2 separate regions of the Homo sapiens genome follow, and region 1 is linked to region 2. A link is an interaction called in ENCODE POLR2A ChIA-PET data of the cell type or tissue named here. Cell type or tissue: PC-9. All regions are shown on one strand. Region 1 overlaps PRKCE (protein kinase C epsilon). Region 2 overlaps SRBD1 (S1 RNA binding domain 1).

Region 1 (2,500 bases), 390 kb before region 2:
AGGTAACAGGGCAGTGAGAAGGCTGGGAAGGGGCCATCTGATCCATGGGGCTAGGGCCATGCAGGGTGGCGCTGGGGATACCCTGGTACAGGAATAGGCTGTGCAAGAGAGTGCACAGAGGAAAGGAAGATTGCTCCAAAGACAAAGCCCTGGCATAATGATCATAAAAATATGGCATGAATCTAAGGCTAAGGAAAGAAAACAAAACAAACAAAATCCAGGAGTTTCACAAGAAGTCTGGAGTCTGGCCAGTGCTAGATTGCCAGCTCCCTAGTTGACACAAAAAGGCACCTCTGGGTGTTAGGGATGGTGAGGTGCCAAGTTATCCACCCCTGCACTGTAGGGATGAAGCCCATGCTGTCTCATCCCCAGGAAAAACAATCACTGATGGCTTTCCCAGCTCCGGAGCACCAGGACACTCCAAAAACTTTAAACCTCGTGACACTCCAGGGGGTAGTGAACAAATATCATTCAGCCTGGTCATCTAGGATGAATTCTCCTTCTATATTCATAGCAGGGCTGAGCCCAGCAAAGAGGTAAGTAAAGCCCCTCAAGCAGATCCTGAAATCACTCTCACTGGGAAAGTCCACACATGAAACTTCTGTATGACGCAGTGCCAGGCCTTGATGACTGTAGGGATTTTGGTAGCTGTGATAAAAAGCAAACAGATAAATAAATACAAGCATAAGTAAAGTTGTGCCTTTCCAGTACTCTTTACAGGCCAAGAGAAAATGGTTAAATGAGAGCCCCAAATGTACTTGGGATGTGTCTTGCATTAATCGCCATAAAGGTACCATCAACACTCTTGGCTTCTCATTTGTAGCTCTTGGCATTCACACTCTTCAGCCCAGGGCTGGCATGGGATTTGTGGAATGGATACCAGTGCTCCCACTTAACAGGTGAGAAACTGGGACTTGAGGATGACACCCAAGGTCACCTAACTGGAAGGCAGCTGAGGCAGAACTAGAATCTACTAGTTCTAAAAGGAGGAGTTACTAGAAGTAGTGATTTTCCACTCTAGATCCATGTCATTCCTCAACAACCTCCCTAGTTATTCCTTACAAATAAGATATAGAAAGTAGTATAGTTGCTGGGATATTCTATCCATAAAACATCTCCCTGCATGGAGTCTGGCTACAAACACCTGGTTGTTTACATTTGCCTGAGGGATTTGTACTTAGGCTATCTTCCACTGCAAAGTGACTGGTCAGGAAGTGCTTCTTGGGCACTTGTTTACTGAGATCTAATGGAGGGGACCGAGGAAGAAAAAGACAAAGCACCTAGGGATTGGAACCTGACAGGAGACAACCAATTGCAAACTAAGAATAGGGGAATGTAGGACACAATCAGGGGAGAGAATGGCGTAGGCTGGGGCAGTCTGGGAATGCACCCCCTCAGCTTCTGAGGAGAACAAAGGATTCAGAATCCTCTGGCATCACTGCCTGCTACACTTGCAGCTCAAAGAACATACTGCTTTCTTTAGGTTCTAGAACTAACACTTTGTCAAATTATTTCTGGATAAACATTGTAAAAAAAAATTATTTTCTTGACCCTGAACCACTGAAGAGAGACCAAAGAAGGGGGGTAACTGGTGTATCAAATTTCCTGCATAATCCTCTTATGAGATTAGTGCCTTCTTAAATGGTAATGAGGTTCTGGCTTGGGGACTAAATTATGCCACAGGGTAATTCTCCCATGGGGAGGATGCTTAATTCTATCACACAGGGTGGGAACAGAGACCTCTGATCTCCTGCTGTAAATGAGTGAGCTGAAGCCATCTCCAACCAGGAACATGGAGCTTTGGAGCAGAAAGGAACTTAGAGAACACCCAAACCAACACCTTGTTGGTTTTTGGAGAAGTCACATTGCCACAGCCTCCAAAGCACGGGACCCTTCTTGGGTCTCTTCTCCTAATAAGGGCTCATCAGGACAACTGCAGCCTGTGGCTAAGGTGCTATGAAAACTCCCCTCCCTCCTCCCTCCAGAGAGGATGAAGTACTCTACAAGACACTGTCCAGAGCTAGGACATGTCAGCAACTCTGTTGCACCAAATATTCTTGGCACCCAACCTGAATGTGCCTGAGGTCTAAAAGAATCAAGATGCCTGGCTCACACCCCCGAATAGCACAGACCCCAGGAGAATTGGTGCTCCTCGTTTTCTTCCAGATCGGTGGTGATGAGGGAGTATCCCATCCCTCCTTTTCCATGTACAAGTACATATTTTGTCCATGAGTTTTATTTGCCTTCCTGGTTTTCAGCATAAAAGATTTCTAAAATCCCTCTGGAGGAGGAGTGAACTCAGCCCCCAGCAGTGTTGCCAGGGATGAAACCAGAGATCAGGACAGAGGTAAGGCTCTGACCTCCAGCTGCAATCAGCAAACCACTGCCTTCCAGGCAGGGAGCACTTCTGCAGAGCCCCCGACGACCCTTGGCTGCGAGGCAAGGGTATCGGGGCATCCAATTACTCAGGTCTGAGATTCTCTAGGAAAATGGCTCCTTA
Region 2 (2,500 bases):
AGCTTGATGGGGGGGATAGCATTGAATCTATAAATTACTTAGGGCAGTATGGCCATTTTCACAATATTGATTCCTCCTATCCATGAGCATGGAATGTTTTTTTCTGTTTGTTTGTGTCCTGTCTTTTTTCCTTGCGCAGTGGTTTGTAGTTCTCCTTGAAGAGGTCCTTCACATCCCTTGTAAGTTGTATTTCTAGGTATTTTAATCTCTTTGTAGCAATTGTGAATGGGAGTTCACTCATAATTTGGCTCTCTGTCTATTATTGGTGTATAGGAGTGCCTGTGATTTTTGCACATTGATTTTGTGTCCTGAGACTTTGCTGAAGTTGCTTATCAGCTTAAGGAGATTTTGGGCTGAGACGATGGGGTGTTCTAAATATACAGTCATGTCATCTGCAAACAGAGACAATTTGATTTCCTCTCTTCCTATTTGAATACCCTTTATTTCTTTCTCTTGCCTGATTGCCGTGGCCAGAACTTCCAATACTATGTTGAATAGGAGTGGTGAGAGAGGGCATCCTTGTCTTGTGCTGGTTTTCAAAGGGAACGTTTCCAGGTTTTGCCCATTCAGTATGATATTGGCTGTGTGTCATAAACAGCTCTTATTATTTTGAGATACGTTGCATAAATACCTAGTTTATTAAGAGTTTTTAGCATGAAGGGGTGTTGAATTTTATCAAAGGCCTTTTCTGCATCTATTGAGATAATCATGTAGTTTTTGTTATTGGTTCTGTTTATGTGATGGATTACGTTTAGTAATTTGTGTATGTTGAATCAGCCTTGCATCCCAGAGATGAAGCCAACTTGATCTCGGTGGATAAGCTTTTTGATGTACTGTTGGAATCAGTTTGCCAGTATTTTATTCAGGATTTTTGCATCGATGTTCATCAGGAATATTGGCCTGAAATTTTCTTTTTTTGTTGTTTCTGCCAGGTTTTGGTATCAGGATGATGCTGGCCTCATTAAATGAGTTAGGGAGGAGTCCGTCTTTTTCTGTTGTTTGGAATGGTTTCAGAAGGAATGGTACTGCCTCCTCTTTGTACCTCTGGTGGAATTCAACTGCAAATTCTTCAGGTCCTGGGCTTTTTTGGTTGGTAGGCTATTAATTACTAGCTCAATTTCAGAACTTGTTATTGGTCTATTCAGGGATTCGACTTTTTCCTGGTGTAGTCTTGGGTGGGTATATGTGTCCAGCAATTTATCCATTTCTTCTGGATTTTCTAGTTTATTTGCGTAAAGGTGTTTATAGTATTCTCTGATGATAGTTTGTATTTCTGTGGGATCAGTGGTGATATCCCCTTTATCATTTTTTATTATGTCTGTTTGATTCTTCTCTCTGTTCTTCTTTATTAGCAGTCTATTTTGTTAATCTTTTCAGAAAACCAGCTCCTGGATTCTTTTGGAGAGTTTTTTGTATCTGTATCTCCTTCAGTTCTGGTCTGATCTTAAGTTATTTCTTGTCTTCTGCTAGCTTTTGAATTTGTTTGCTCTTGCTTCTCTAGTTCTTTTAATTGTGATATTAGAGTGTCAATTTTAGATCTTTCCCACTTTCCCCTGTGGGCATTTAGTGCTGTAAATTTCCTTTTAAATGCTGCTTTAGCTGTGTCCCAGAGATTCTGGTACATTGTGTCTTTGTTCTTATTGGTTTCAAAGAACTTATTTATTTATTTATGTATTTATTTATTTATTTATTTATTTATTTTTTTGAGACGGAGTCTCGTTCTGTCGCCGAGGCTGGAGGTGCAGTGGCGCAGTCTCGGCTCACTGCAAGCTCCGCCTCCCGGGTTCACGCCATTCTCCTACCTCAGCCTCCCGAGTAGCTGGGACTACAGGCGCTTGCCACCACGCCCAGCTAACTTTTTTGTCTTTTTAGTAGAGACAGGGTTTCACTGTGTTAGCCAGGGTGGTCTGGATCTCCTGACCTCGTGATCCGCCCGCCTCGGCCTCCCAAAGTGCTGGGATTACAGGCGTGAGTTTATTTCTGCCTTAATTTCGTTATTTATCCAGTAGTCATTCAGGAGCGGGTTGTTCAGTTTCCATGTAGTTGTGTGGTTTTGAGTGAGTTTCTTAATCCTGAGTTCTAATTTTATTGCACTGTAGTCTGAGAGACTGTTTGTTATGATTTCTGTTCTTTAGTATTTGCTGAGGAGCGTTTTACTTCCAACTATGTGGTCAATTTTAGAATAAGTGCGATGTGGTGCTGAGAAGAATGTATATTCTGTTGATTTGTAGTGGAGAGTTCTGTAGATGTCTATTAGGTCTGCTTGGTCCAGAGCTGAGTTCAAGTCCTGAATACCCTTGTTAATTTTCTGTCTCATTCATCTGTCTGATATTGACAGTGGGGTTTTAAAGTCTTCCGCTATTATTGTGTGGGAGTCTAAGTTTCTTTGTAGGTCTCTAAGAACTTGCTTTATGAATCTGGGTGCAGCTGTATTGGGTATTGTGTATGTTGAACCAGGCTTGCATCCCAGAGATGAAGCCAACTTGATCTCAGTGGATAA

Evidence for each region. Peaks named below come from ENCODE experiments on the same cell type or tissue, not always from the same donor. Only the 100,000 strongest peaks of a DNase experiment are listed, where the experiment ranks them.
Region 1: POLR2A ChIA-PET joins it to region 2 with 7 read pairs; 2 of 35 experiments call an interaction of 5 or more read pairs at or near these places.

What each region holds. Positions count from the first base shown.
Region 1 is chr2:45,814,282-45,816,781 of GRCh38, reverse strand. All of the region lies in intron 1 of PRKCE (protein kinase C epsilon), which reads right to left. Among named protein-coding and RNA genes, the nearest start is that of PRKCE-AS1, 140 kb to the right of the region's middle. In PC-9, no CTCF peak of the experiment used is centred here; a DNase peak (open chromatin) is centred at 1,211.
Region 2 is chr2:45,427,757-45,430,256 of GRCh38, reverse strand. The region is part of intron 16 of SRBD1 (S1 RNA binding domain 1); the gene reads left to right. Among named protein-coding and RNA genes, the nearest start is that of LINC01121, 170 kb to the right of the region's middle. In PC-9, no CTCF peak of the experiment used is centred here; no DNase peak of the experiment used is centred here.